Linked DNA regions of Mus musculus: all the other regions are linked to region 1. The links are chromatin loops, found by intact Hi-C in ENCODE. Cell type or tissue: left cerebral cortex. All regions are shown on one strand. Links, peaks and the distances in the headings refer to the core of each region. The heading gives the core; the rest is flanking DNA.

Evidence for each region. A loop is a pair of places that touch in the nucleus more often than their neighbours do. Peaks named below come from ENCODE experiments on the same cell type or tissue, not always from the same donor. Only the 100,000 strongest peaks of a DNase experiment are listed, where the experiment ranks them.
Region 2: it touches region 1 in a loop (2.8-fold over the local background); 2 of 42 quality-filtered maps call a loop at or near these places.
Region 3: it touches region 1 in a loop (2.2-fold over the local background); 2 of 42 quality-filtered maps call a loop at or near these places.

What each region holds. Positions count from the first base shown.
Region 1 is chr15:64,443,156-64,448,248 of GRCm38, forward strand. No RefSeq gene overlaps it. Among named protein-coding and RNA genes, the nearest start is that of Gm30563, 53 kb to the left of the region's middle. In left cerebral cortex, for the core only: no CTCF peak of the experiment used is centred there; DNase peaks (open chromatin) are centred at 2,214 and 3,454.
Region 2 is chr15:64,306,929-64,312,021 of GRCm38, forward strand. All of the region lies in intron 3 of Asap1 (ArfGAP with SH3 domain, ankyrin repeat and PH domain1), which reads right to left. Among named protein-coding and RNA genes, the nearest start is that of 1700010G06Rik, 4.6 kb to the right of the region's middle. In left cerebral cortex, for the core only: no CTCF peak of the experiment used is centred there; a DNase peak (open chromatin) is centred at 2,175; H3K4me3 peaks cover 1,142 bases.
Region 3 is chr15:64,539,659-64,544,751 of GRCm38, forward strand. The region is part of intron 1 of Gm30632 (a long non-coding RNA gene); the gene reads left to right. Among named protein-coding and RNA genes, the nearest start is that of Gm30632, 8.2 kb to the left of the region's middle. In left cerebral cortex, for the core only: no CTCF peak of the experiment used is centred there; DNase peaks (open chromatin) are centred at 2,060 and 2,720; H3K27ac peaks cover 1,442 bases.

The sequences.
Region 1 (5,093 bases), core at 1,082-3,581:
TAACTGAAAATGGGATTATGTGAAGCTAAATGTCTTCTGTTCAGTAAAGGTAACTGTCAACAGAGTGAAGAGACAGTCCACACAGTGGGAGAAAAATCTGTGCTGTCTAGCCATAGGACAGAAATTTGTATAATGCATGTCATGGTTTGAATATGCTTGGCCCAGGGAGTGGCACTATTTGGAGGTGTGCCCTTGTTGGAATAGGTGTGTTACTGTGGGTGTGGGCTTTAAGACCCTCATCCTAGCTGACTGGAAGTCAGTATTCTCTTAGCAGCCTTCTGATGAAGTTGTAAAACTCTCATCTCCTCCTGCACCATGCCTGCCTGGATGCTGCCATGCTCCCACCTTAATGATAATGGACTGAACCTCTGAACCTATAAACCAGCCCCAATTAAATGTTGTCCTTATAAGAGTTACCTTGGTCATGGTGTCTGTTCACAGCAATAAAAACCCAACTAAGACAATGCAAATATATAAAAAATTACGAAAATTAAATTGCCAGCACGTAAATCATCCAACCAATAAATGTGCCAATGAACTATATATATAGTTCATTGAAGAAATGAAGAAATGAAAATGGATAAGAAATACTTAAAGAAGTATTCTCTATCTTTAGCCATTAGGAGATAGAAGATAAAATTGCTTTGAGATTTTATCTCACCTTAGTCTGAATGGTTCTCATGAAGAAAATATAACTACAACAAATGTTGGCAAGGATGTCAGGGGAGGGGAATCCCTATTCAGTGCTGGTGGGAGTGTAACCGGTACAGCCACCATGGAAATCATTGTTGAGGTTCCTACAGATACATGAAAATACAGCCATCATATGACCCCATACCACTTCCAGTTGTGTACTCCAAAAATTCTAAGCCAATATTCCACTGATATAGTTGATCATCCTTTCCTTCTGACATATTTATAGCATCCAGGAAATAGGACCAGAACAGACATTCATCAACAGAAGAGCAGGTAAATAAAAAATGGCTGTAGATACACAGTGGGGTTTTATTCAGCCATACATTAGAATCCCATTGTGTCATTTGTAGGAAAAATGGATGGAAATGGAGATCATCACAGAGTGAAACAAGCCAGACTCTGAAAGATGAGGTACCATTCTATCTCATATGCAAGATGTAGATGTAAATGTGTGTGTTATACACACACACACACACACACACACACACACACACACAGAGTCTATTTAGGGTAGAAGGAGAGCAACAGGAGGACAAAGGAAAGTATTAGGAAATGGATATTAGCAAATTGCAATGGCATTTTTGTTTGAAAATGTCATAATGAAACTTATTATTTTCTACTTCAACTAAAAATGTACCAAAAAACCATAAAAATTGACAAATATTACAATCTTACTAAAATTCATAGAATTGCATCTTAAGGTAGTAGAATTTTATAGTATATGCCTTATAACTGCAATAAGGAGGTTGATGCTCATAAGCTGTGTGACAATGTCTCTCTGTGACTTAGTTTCCTCATGTATAATAAGATAGACAGTTTCCCTCAGGCACTAGAGGTGTTCTAAGAATCTGGATGGGACAATATCATGAGCCTTGCATCTGGTATGTCTTTGATTGTTGAGATCAGGGTATGCCCTACACTATTACTTATTATTGTATGAAACAGTGATTGTTTTCCATTTTATAAACAGGTTTATAGTACATTTTGAGGAGGAGGACTGTTTGCCTGGGTGGCTTGGTGAATGGCACACAACACCACTCAGACTGACAAATAACCCATTAGTAGAATGGTATTTGCGTTTCCTTGCCTCCTGGGATACTTCCATAGAACATAGACCCCCCTTACCCCCACACCTCACCACACCTCCATAGAACATATCACCCCTCTCTTTATCTTTTTATAAACACATCACCAAGGATGGCTTAGAACTTCTAACCCTGTTGCCCCTATGTCCAAATAATGAGGCAATGGGTATGAGCCTGTGGGACTGTGTTACAGGCGCTGGAGATGCAACCCAGGGCTCTGTGCCTGTGAGACAAGTACTCCACCGACCTAGTAGCTACAACCTCAGCTAGTAGATGCTATTCGAAGTGCAAAATCCAGCAGCTCTTTTCCCTTTCCCCTCAACTCAAGCCCATTCTTCTGGCTGGGGGTAGATACAAGCAACCCATCAGGCACTTGGGGGGGGTGTATGTGTTTTCCTTGAATTTCAAAGGAGGAAAGAAAAAAGAAATCGAAATTAAATCCAGCAATTAAGTTCTAATTGCACAATTACTTCATTTTCTGGCTTGGTGCCAAGGTTGGGAGACTGGCTCCCACAAATGGCTTTTTTTTTTCTTTTTAACAAACCAGAGGAAAGGTTGGAAGGGAGCGAGGGATCAGATCATTTATGGGGACCAAGAAACAAAGGTACTTTTTAAGATTAAACTCTCTTGCCCAGGACTTGATGTTGGTGTTCTGACTGCAGGATGGTGGGTGAGCCTAGAACTCAGGGTCTTTTCAGAGCTAAAATTAATCATTATGCTGAGCTATATTTTTTCTGGCCTGTCTTCCATTGAGACTTTCTCTCTGCAAGAAAGTGATGGACACCCTTCATTTATACTTGGGTGGGAGAACATCTCTGCAGGTGGGTCATCTTAGGGTCTTACAGTTGCTGCTTGGAGAAGGGAACAAAGCAGCTTAGACTATCCCAGAACCTTTCTGAGGACAGGGAGGGGGCAGGAAGTGGATGCTACAGGTATTGAGTAGATCCTTGACTGTGTGGTCAGGAGGCATGGGAGGAGAGAAGCTGCTGCAACTACTGGGTGGATTTTGTGGGCAAGGGTCATGAGCTGCTTCTTTGCCTGTTATTCATCCATTTGTTCATTCATTTATTCTCCCACTTATTTATTCATCTTCTTACACATTTCCCCATTAGCTAATTCTTAGAGGGTCACTGATCAGCACAAGGCTTTCTGCTTGGCTTTATGGGGAAAAAAGATTTAAGATGGATCTTGGACTCAGGAATATGTGGCATTTGTAAGATGTTTAGTGTTTAGACTTATCATCAACTGTGTGACAAGTCCTGCAACAGGTTATTGTTAAACCCATAGTGTCCCTCTGAGGGAACCATTTTCAAGAAGAAACCGATAGTGGGGAAGGGTTGAAGGTATTCATTCTATTTCCGATCACGTGGCAAGTCATCCTGGGAGTTCTAGGAAGTTTAGATTCTGGAGCTCATGACCTTTCATGACCTTTATGTAAGAAATAATGTGTTCCAGGGAAACATAGCCATACCAGGAGGCATAGGAAACACAAATACCAACATGGCTGGACCCAGTCTTTCCTCTCAACCAAAATAAAAAAAATGCACTAAATGAAGAGGACACTTGCTGACGTCAGCAACTGGGGATGATGACAGGCTTGGTCCCTCCAGCATGAGCCCTGCCACCATCTTCTGTTGAGCAGCTGGCACAGTCGTGGGGTGCCCTGACTCACAGCAGCTGAGCCCTGCCACGTCACGGAGTGTGCCCAAATCGTTCACACTCCAGTGATCTGCCAGAGACAAAGCCTCGCTTGAGAGGGAAATGCCACATTCTACTTTGCAGCCAGCTCCAGAGTTCCAGCTATATTTTAAAAGGAAAATATAATCAAAGATCAAAATCAAATGTGGGCACAAGAAACCACCTGCACTCTTCTCCCGACCCCTCCAGGTCAGAGCCTTGGCTGAGAAGCAGAGGGAATGTGAGGACTCCCTGGCTTTTTCAGCACCATCTGGTGCTGTGGCTTTTCCAGCTGCGGCTTATGTCCAGCTCCATGAACTGTGTCTCCACTGGCTCTGGTCATCTCTAATGCTGTTTCTCTGCAAGCGATTCTTCCAACTCCTGTTCAAGAACACCCCAACACCACCCAACATATGCTTGTCTAACTCATATCCCCTTTCCTATGACCTACTCAAAGGCTCCAGGGGTTAAGACAACGGGCTGAGCCAGACCTTTGATTGCCTAGCTCTGCTGCTCTATGTGAACATTGACAAATAACCTCAGCTTTCTGCTTTTCAGTATCTAGATCTGTGCATTTGACACCACATTGTGCTGGTTAGTTTTTTGTTTTGCTTTGTTTTCCCAAATTGACCAAGTTAAGGAACTTGAGTTGCTTCCATAACATTGGCCATTATATAGGCAAATCTGCAGTGCATTTTTTTTCTTTTAGACTAATGATTGATGCGGGAGGACACAGCCCCCAGTGAGAGGTGCTACCCATGGACAGGTCGTCATGGATTGCATAAAAAAGGAAGCTAAGAAAGCCATGATAAGCAAGCTAGTAAGCAGTGCATTTCCATGGCTTGTTTCAGTTCCTGCCTTGTAGCTTCCTGACTTGAGTTTCTGCTCTGACTTCCTTTCTTGGTCGACTATAAGTTTGAAATAAACCTTTTTCTCTGAAGTTGCTTTTTGCCATGGTATTCATCACAGCTATAGAAAGCATACTAACACACGGATCAGGACCTATCCTGAAGACAGATCTTCTTGGGCAGATGATCCAGAGTGCCCTTAGAGTGCTAGACATCATGGCTTATACTGAGGATATGGTGACAAGACAGGGGCTTTGGGGAAGCCTTCTTGATGGCTTTGACAGAGCTAGGCTCTGTGCCTTGTACCAGTAAGGGTAAAGTGGCTCTTTTGTTTTGATTTGCTTTGAGACAGGGTCACACTATATAGCGGAGGCTGGGCTTGAACTTGTAATTATTTATCTTCAGCCTCCTTAGTCCCTTAAGTACAGGCATTTATCATTGTGTCTGGCTAGTACATTGGTTCTTAAGACTATGTTCTGCAGGGCTCTGAGCAACTGTGTTGCCAGGAGTGACTGAAGCTGCAACTCGGCAGCTGTGAGCTCTTTGGCTATAGAGGTGGCTCGCAAAGTAAGGTTCAAAGTGATGGACGGAGGAAAGAAATCATCACAAGACCCTTGTTGAATTTGCCCATGGAGCTCATTTTGGTGACTTTATTTCTGTCTCTTTCTTGTACAGGATCCCAGAAATGTGATACTGGATCAAGTCTTCAAAGAACAGGATGGGGAGGGGAGTAGTAAGGGGTTGGTAGAACAGAAAGTAAGGGGGGAAAAAGAGAAGGTGACAGAGA
Region 2 (5,093 bases), core at 1,080-3,579, 140 kb before region 1:
GATACTGGTACCACAGGGAGAATTCTCTTTTGTTGGTTTTGTAGGAACAGATCCAAATACATTTTCTCTACTTTAGGGAAAATGGCCCACAGGGTCTTTATCTAAACCCTCCAGAGAAGGGTTCTGTTGATGCTTCTGTTGTCTAAAACTACATATTTTTTGAAGGTGACTAACTAGTTCTCTAATCCATTAAGACCTGGCTTTAGAATTTCTAGGTGAGAGAGTCCACAGGTTAGCACTAGAGACCTAATCTTACTTACCAAAGGCTAGATCTCCAGACATCAATAAGAAAGACAAAGCTCAGTATTGTGATCAAACCTTCAAAGAGTGGAGCCACACTTAACAAAGGAAGTCTGACTGGCGTGCAAGAATACTCTAGCCTTGATACTCTAAGTCTCAAGTTCATTTCTGACTGGCTGTGAACCAAATACACAGACAGACACACACACACATACACATACACATGAGAAACAGTTATCTGTAAAATGGGACTATTAACAGTAATGCGACAAACATTATATGATAGCATATCTATATGGGGGAGGGGACACGCTAGAGAGATGGCTCAGTGATTAAGAACACTGGCTATTCTTGCAAAAGACCTGGGTTTGGTTCCCAGCATCCTTGTGGTGACTCACTTCCCTCTGTAACTTTAGTTCCAGGGGATCAGAGGACCTCTTCAGGCTTCTTCAGGCAACAGACACATACATGGTATGTAATACACACATGCAGGCAAACACTGATATACAAAAAAATAAAAATAAATCATATATATACATATATATATATATGTATATATGTATATATATATATATATATAACTAGCACATAGTAGGAATATCAGTAGTTGTCAATTGCTGTTACTGTTAATATCAAAGAGACCTCTGGTAACCTTTGATCAAATGATTCTAAGCCTTCAAAAACAAGTCTCCAAGCCAGAACCACACTGACATCCAGCAACCTTAGAAAGGCTTTTGAAGGCACCTTGCAGACACAGTTATTCATCCCCAATCCCCATGCCTAGCAGCATAATGCATTCAATGGTGCATGTACTGGCTGGATGGCAGACTGCAGTATTTAGTTTATATTGCTGTCATGAGTATTCTTTATTAATTCTCCCATCTATGAACTTAACCTTTCAGTCCTATTAAGAGTTATGGGGTTTTTTTTTCCCCTTCAATAACATAAGCTTCCAAATAATCCGAATAATAGCCTCGGTGCCCCAGCAGGGCTTGGCAACTGGGACTGCCACACAGATGCTCCTCAAAGATGTGCTGAGCAGATGCTGCCCATAGGTCACTGATGTAAGTTCTCACATTTCAAACTGAAACCCATATCCATACCTTTGAAGAAATATTATACTAAAATTACTACTAAGAAGTACCTGGAACATGGGCAGGAGGAAAAGCTAAACTACTAAGGACCTTAGACATCTCTTCCTGAGACCAAAACTGTGTTGTGTGACAGCACTGAAGCCCCATCTATGTACTACGGAGTCAATAAATATGACTTTGCAGACATTGAGAATGTGAATCTTACGTGGTAGCTGTGTAAAGAATTCCTGAAGTCCTTTACTTACTAAGGAAACCTTAGAGAAAAGTCATCTCTTTGGGCCTTTTCTTCTCAGTAAAGTGGAGATAAGAGCTGTCCTTTTCTCTTCATACATGACTATATGTAGACTTTACACAGAGGATGCACATAGCCCTACACAGCTGACTACAGGGAACTATGTATCCCATGTGCCTAAAACTGGCCTTATATGGAGCAGCATCTAAAGAAATGAGCAAAGATTATTTCCATCAGCACCAAAGTAAAATGCTGGCAAATAACTAGTAACCTTGATGAATATGACATGTTCTCCCTTGTACCCAAGGCCCTAAGTATTGGCCACTCCCAATCTTTAAAGAGAGAATGCATCTCAGCATCTTGGCCCGTATTCCTACAATGCATGCATTCTCAAGAAACCCTTGTCTTCTAGCCACTTATCTATAACTTGTAAAGGGTCGCAAGCAGAACAGCATATACTAGAATGCTCTGGTTCCTGAATAAGCAAAGGATTGGCTGTGTGCTTGGAAACCACTTACAGGCTAGGATGAAACCTTAGCTGAATCCCAGCTGATCCATTCCTGCCTCTTAAAGGCAGCCACTGGTGTCCCAGCCAAACCATTACTTGCCAAACCATATGTGTCCCTCAGCCCTAAAAAGGAAGCCTTGAAGTAAGCTTTTAGCCTCTTCATTCTATGTATATCTGATTCATTTCCCAAAGTGCATGTCCCAGGGGGCTTTAAATATAAATATCAGCATCTGCCCCACATGGTGTACTGTTTGACAGGGAGACACAGTGAAAGGGGAAAGTGCTAACCCCAAATGAATCAATTTGGTGTTCGAAGCTTGGCGCTCTAACAGGTTTCCAGTTAAGCCCCATGTGTGTTAATTAGTAACATAAACAGCAGATAAAGTCACAAATAAACAGGAAATTCTTAACTATCAGAACTAGGAAAAGACTTGCTTCTAAACAATAGTCCAAGCTACCCAAATTACTCCCTATTCTAGAGTGTCCACATCACCAAAAACAAAACAAAACAAAACAAACTACCCAAAAATTCTATTTCTAAGAATAACCACAATAACACAAGCCAAATTCTTTCAATTTCCAAATCTCTCACTTGTGAAGAATATGCAAACATTTCCTGATATTTTCACAAAGTTTTCCTTCTATTTTGGGAGCAGTAATCCCCCTGCCACCCTCCCCCCATTACAATGATATATTTTTATTTTGAGACAGGCTCTTCCTATGTATTCTAGGCTGGGAACTCACAACCCTCTGCTCAGTCTCTGAGTGCTGGCCGCATGGTGTGTGGCACGTCTAGTGCAGGTCCCTGCCCTAGCATTTTATGAAATAAGGTCTTGCTGTGCAGCCCTGGCTGGTCTAGAACTCATTAGGAAGTCCAGGCTAGCCTCAAGCTTGATCCTCCTGCCTCTATGGACCAACTGATTGGATTACAGGTATGTCCCACTACCCAGCCTAATTTTGAAGAACCAGGTTGGCATCTACTGAGGATGTACCTTCAGCTGTGTTATGATCCAACAGTAAGAAGCTAAAAAGACGTTTCATATAAAGAAGAGGTCACCATACAAAGTCAAACCAAATAGACTATGATTCAAGGGTTAAAAAAGTACACAGTGAGGAAAATGATTTCTTAACCAAGCCTGTACTCAAGTTTAGAAAAAGAATGACAAAATTCTGGTATCAATTACTCTACATGCTTTAGGGACAAGAGTATATCAATGTATTCTAATATGTCACTTTTGAACTTTCTAGACTGGTTCTAACTCTTTCTCAAGCCCAAAGGCCTATTCTTCTACCTAAGCTCAAACACACACACACACACACACACACACACACACACTCACACACTATCTCTCTCTCTCTCTCTCTCACACACACTCTCTCTCTCTCACACACACACACACACTCACACACTCAAACACACACACACACACACACTCACACACTATCTCTCTCTCTCTCTCTCTCACACACACACACACTCACACACTCTCTCTCACACACACACACACTCACACACTCTCACACACACACACACACACACACTCACACACACTCTCTCTCACACACACACACTCACTCTCTCTCTCTCTCTCACACACACACAGGGTTGGGGGCAGATACTTATTTGACATTAACTATTCTAAAAAAAGGTGCTTCAATATGCAAATATCCCCCACAAACAGCACCCCAAACACCCTTATCATCTGCTGCACAAACAGAATACAGTAACACTATCTGAGTGTGCAGAAAGTTACAGTAACTGACAGCTCTATTAGCAGACAGAGAAGAAGTTATCTGGCAGAAAAATAACCCCACAGCCTAATCAATGTTAAACCCTTTAGAGGCATATCCAGTTAGAAATGGAAAAAGATGACCACACACTCCTAGATGAGCAAATTTGTCAGCTTCTTCCAATTATATGAAGGACAGAATCACTTTGAGGTTGAATGCCTGGCTACTCTGCTTAATCCCTGATATTAACCGTCAAGCAACTGACAGGTCACAAGGGGGAGGGGTATTCACTACCTCTGCCTTTCAAATACACTTAGGTAGGTAGTATTTCTCCATCCACTTGAACATTCATTTCCATCACTCAACAATGGCTCCAGAGAAAACTCTAAAAACAACCCTTCCTGGAATTAAACAGACTAGTTTATAGCACCTGGCAGGTGGACAAGATGGGACAAAGAAATCTCCCACCCCCTAACATTTCCATCTCTTATGCATGCACCCAAATACCAGTTCTCCATACATCAAACAACTTGACTACCACAGCCAGTTCCAGGCAGAACTTCAACATTCCCTATATTCCCGAGGGCTGGTCCCTAGCCGCCCTAAATAAAAAAAAGAGCTCCCTGAACCTCAAATAAACCAAGTGTCTAATTCCCATGGGGGAAACCCTCTTCCTGCCTATACTGTCGTGTTCAGCCAAGACAGGCCAAGCTGCTTAGGATGGGAATATTTTGTGGCACTGAGAAAGTGTGCTGAGTTTCTGGGAAACTGCCTTATTTTCACTGCTTTTTCACTGGCTTGTTTGTAGCTGTAAATATGTGCTTAAGGCGTTTCTCCTCACCCACCCCACGCTCAAGATTTAAAAGAAATAGCTTTGCCCTTGCCTCTGCCCCTGGACATCTATCCGTTGGAGGGTCCTGATAGGCAGAGCTGTTCTTTCCGCAGCTTCTGGTCCCATCTACCAGTCTGATCAGCTCTGCAGACTGCATTGAGTGTCCTGCGGATCTGGTGCAGCAGAGCCCTAGAGAACCAAAGCCACTGGAGCAAGGGGCGCTGGGCGGGGATCCGTTTTGTACAGACCTCCTTCCACTGGGCTTTTGCTCACTTTAGGCACAGGGGACTAGCAGACACAGGCCCAGGGATGGCAACAGTCTCAATTGAAGTTCCCTTTTATTCCTTTGGGGTTTTCCACCAGCCCTTATCTCTACAGCTAAGCCTGCCTGGCCCCGCTGGGCTGCGGAGAAGTGCATTCACGGCCCATCTCCAAGTCTCTGGCTGGTGACCTTGG
Region 3 (5,093 bases), core at 1,080-3,579, 97 kb after region 1:
ACAGAAAATGTGGTACATCTACACAATGGAGTACTACTCAGCTATTAAAAAGAATGAATTTATGAAATTCCTAGGCAAATGGATGGACCTGGAGGGCATCATCCTGAGTGAGGTAACACATTCACAAAGAAACTCACACAATATGTACTCACTGATAAGTGGATATTAGCCCCAAACCTAGGATACCCAAGATATAAGATATAATTTGCTAAACACATGAAACTCAAGAAGAATGAAGACTGAAGTGTGGACACTATGCCCCTCCTTAGATTTGGGAACAAAACACCCATGGAAGGAGTTACAGAGACAAAGTTTGAAGCTGAGATGAAAGGATGGACCATGTAGAGACTGCCATATCCAGGGATCCACCCCATAATCAGCATCCAAACGCTGACACCATTGCATACACTAGCAAGATTTTATTGAAAGGATCCAGATGTAGCTGTCTCTTGTGAGACTATGCTGGGGCCTAACAAACACAGAAGTGGATGCTCACAGTCAGCTAATGGATGGATCATAGGGCTCCCAATGGAGGAGCTAGAGAAAGTAGCCAAGGAGCTAAAGGGATCTGCAACCCTATAGGTGGAACAACATTATGAACTAACCAGTACCCCGGCACTCTTGACTCTAGCTGCATATATATCAAAAGATGGCCTAGTCAGCCATCACTGGAAAGAGAGGCCCATTGGACTTGCAAACTTTATATGCCCCAGTACAGGGGAACACCAGGGCCAAAAAGGGGGAGTGGGTGGGCAGGGGAGTGGGGGTGGGTGGATATGGGGGACTTTTGGTATAGCATTGGAAATGTAAATGAGCTAAATACCTAATAAAAAATGGAAAAAAAATAATAATAAAAAAAAGAGAAAAAAAAGTGTGTCCCCATTCATCATTGACCCATCATTGTCTGGACCCCTGTCTGTCCAGCAAGGTAGTTTGATAAATTGTTAGAATCATAGAAAATCTTTCTGGGAGAAAAGTTGCCCATCTGACTGGCACAGGTTTTCAGCCTTTTCTTTCTCCCAGCATGAGATTCCTGGGGGGAATTTCCAGGTACTTGAAGACCAGTGTGTCTGAGTATTACATAGTCTTACAGTCAAGGGGGGAAGGGCACAAGTACATCTCTTTAAATCATCTTTGCTCCACCTGGAGGACAATGAATCTGCTTTTTGCAGTCCTGTCCCCCTGCTTTTGATTTCTGTGATCACTGGTTGAAGTATGCTCAGTGTAGGACCATATGCCTTTTGCACACATTGTTGCCTTCAGTTCCTTCATCAAGGGCTCAGTGGACTTGCCAAGGGCCAAAGCTAGGAAGTAGAAGGAATGGAGTTTGAACCAAGACTGTACTCTTACCTCTGTACAGACTTGCTTCCTGGGGCACAGCTTAGCCAATCCTCATTTCTGTGCTGAACCAGTGTGCTACAAGGTTGAATGAGGCTGAGGTGTCTGACAGATGGGCGTGGCAATTCCAGGGAGCTGTGAGAGGCCCTTGGATCTTTCATTCAAGGCCCCTCATCTCCCACTGTTTGTTCTTCTCTCCACCTCTCTGACCAGGAGAGAAGAGTTTAAAATTACAACTTAGGCAAATTTAAAACACTGAATTAGTTGGCTATAGCACCCAGATTTTCTTGTGGAATAAGAGGCCAGAAAGAATGATGGACACTTAGCTAAGTCTAATTTCACATTGGTTGTTGCATTTATTGCCCCTCTATGACGACTGCTACATCATCATCCTAATCACCAAAACTTCCCATCAGCATCATCTCAGCCTCCTCACACATATCAGGATCTCCAGTCATTTATCAGCCAGTACCAGGACATATATGTCTGTTTTTACTGGCACAGCCATCCATTCCATCCCTTCACGACCACTCAGACCATCCTAGACACTTCTGCTATATGACCATCATATACTCTCTCCAGCAGTAGCAGTGGCAGCAGCAGGAGCAGCAGCTCACCATGGCAACTACCAACATTGTCATCATTCACTACCTACCACGCCCGTCATATATCTTCTATTGCCTTGGAAAATCCATTCTGAAAACATTACCACCTTGTTCATACATTTATGTATGAAGCTCAGATATTGTTTTAGTCCCAGCATGGCTTTTGCTGTCTATTTCCCATTCTCTTATTCACTGTTTGTGTCCCAGAGCTCTGTCCACCCCAAGCTAGAGGCCCTCTTCTGCCTTGTCTTATTTCTGGATCTGTATACATCCTCCAAGATGGAATTTCTTTTTTCTTTTTTTCCCGTCCTGAATAATCTGGCTATTCCCCTGTAGCTAAGGAACTGAGTGTCTCTTGAGACCCTGGGGGCTGTTAGGCTTTTTACCCGGCAGCAACAACCTCATATGGCAGACTTTATCATTAATGATACCTTTGAGTATTTTATACATGCCAGCTTCTCATTCACCCGAGGAGGGAGGCAGGGAACCAGATGACCAAGCATTCTTTCTAGTTCCTATATCATAATTATCACTTGCTGAGGGAGCTGGTATGAGATGACTTTAGCTGATTTACAGAACTATTTTCTGGTATGGGCTGCTAGCTCGTTGCTGAGGCAGAGGGAAGATTCAGTGGCAAGGTGCCCTTTCTATCTTGCTACTTCTAGAAGCAGCAGCTTCTGCTTTCGAGTCAAAGCCTGGTGGCCTCTGGGGGGCCAGACAAAAACTTATATGCTTTTCAAAGCATGAGTCATTGGTCTTTTTTGTGACTGTCCTCTGTTTTAAGAACATGGTAATTACTGAATCTGGGAGCACAGCTGTCCTTGGGGTGTGTATCAAACCATCTGGTCCCCACGATGTTCCCAAGTTACTTTCGTACCCAGTGGGCTTTTGTTTCTACCTTGTGAATTCACCTGATCACCACATCGACTGCCTGCTCATTGTCCTCTGTTGTGTCTTTGGCATGTTTCCTCTTATTGTTTGATGGCCTAGACAGCCCTGCCTGATGTTCCTGAGGTCACTGCATTAGGCAATATCCCAGGAACAATGATCATAGTGATATTTTTAGAGAAGGCCATGTGAGGCGATGGAAATTGTACGCAGTGTTCAGTATCCATGCCTGTGATTCAGATTTGGGCTCATCCACTCATGCGCAGGCTAAGTGACCTGAGTCTGAAGGGCCTCAATTTCCCATGAGACCATCTAACATAATGGCACCACCCGAAGAGTTATGGTGATTAAATGAAACAACAGAGCATTTGATTTAGAGCAATTCATAGCACTTACTAGATCCCTCTTTTTTTTTTAAAGCCAATTTAGTTCCTACTCCTCTTGAGCTTTCATTATAGCATCTTGATTGGAGAGAATTAAAATGCAGTTGAGATTGCTTTCCTGAGAAACCAAGGGACAATATTTCTCAAGCAATTATCTCCAAAGGAGAGCTAACCTGGGAAGAAGGATATTTACATAAGAGGTGACTCAGTCTCTGGGTGATTTATGTCTCCTGTATACACCATGCTGGGAGGGGGTTGCAGACATGGTCTCTACCCTCTATGCAGCTCTCTTTATAGTTGTGTCCACCTGATATTTTGCACATATCCATCAGTGCTGTCAGAATGAAGGGGCAAAAGAACTAAGCAGCTCCAACCCATCATTCATTGTTGGTGAACCAAAACTGCCTATGGTATCTCGGAGGTCTAGGTTGAATTCTTTTCATGTTCCTAGCTGGTTTTCCAATATTGACAGGTCTGTTCTCTTACTAAACCCCAGTTTCTTTGTCTACAAATAGATGTAGGAAATCTTACTCATCTTCAAGATGATTTAAGTGTGAAGGGAGGAAAGATCTGAACCCCAGTTGCTTCATAATGAAGAGTGAATTGCAGCATAAAATGGAAAAGACCAAAGCAGGACTCAGATATAGTTTTGTGGTCTATTACTAAAACAATTAGAAGCATTTTATGGTGCTTGTTGCCTTCCTCATTAGACTGGTTTCTTTCATATATCACATGTATAGGGTTTCTCATGACCTACCTCTGTCATCTTGGATTAGACCCTTCAGGCTAATATGATTGCTTCTGGGTCAACCCCTATAACCACTTGATTTTTCTTCCCACTCTGAAGCTAGGACTAGTGCCACTCAAAGCCTCTGCTAGGCTGTGAGGGAGGTATGAAAGCTGAGATAATGTTGGGAAGACAAATACCATACTACTCAGAGAAGCATTTTTAAGGATCAAGGAACTGCCATGATAATACTTTAGCTGGAGGTTTTTAAACATTGACCCAGGCAGGCAGAAATTCAACTTCACAAGTAGAACTAGCTATCCCTCCTAATACATACCAAATCTCATTCCCAATGCACTTCTCAGATTTCTCATTCTATTATCTACTTCCTGCCTGTCATTATTATTAATTTATATGGCTGGATCAATAATGGTTCTCCTTCCTCACTCGTTTTCTAACCACCAGATCTGCAACTGTTACTTACATAGATGGTAAAAAGACTTCAAATATTAGCCTAAAGATTTACAGATTATGTAGGTAGATTACAGATAATGTAATCACAGAATCCTCCTAAGAGTGATATGGAGGAGGTGAAAGATGGTGAGATCAGGGGTTGGAGTGCTGGGATTTGAAGATGGTGGAATACAAGTCAAGAAACACATACTAAACACTACAGAGGGGAAAGAAATCAATTCTATCTGCTCACAGCCTCCAGAAGAAGGCAATCTTGCTAATACCTTTAGTCCAATAATGTGAATTCCAGACTTCCAGTTTGTAAAACATATGACAATGGATGTGTATTGCTTTAAGCTGCGACTATTATTATTATTATTATTATTATTATTATTATTATTGTGATAATTTGTCATAGTACCAATAGGATAGTTATACAATATAAAAATAAGAGCTACCCTATGTCGAGCCAGCTGCTCAGCTAAGTGCTTTTGTATTATTTCACAGAACTCTCACAATGACAGTTGGTGTCTGTGGTTGTTAGTATTCTGTGTCAATGGACCAGATTGAGATTTGTGAGACATACTCTTTCACTTACAGAAAGAAAATCTTGTGGGATAGAGGTCCCTCGATCTAATAAAAGAGAAAAGGAGACAACCAACCAAATACCAGCATTGACTTTCTCTGCTTCCTCATCCA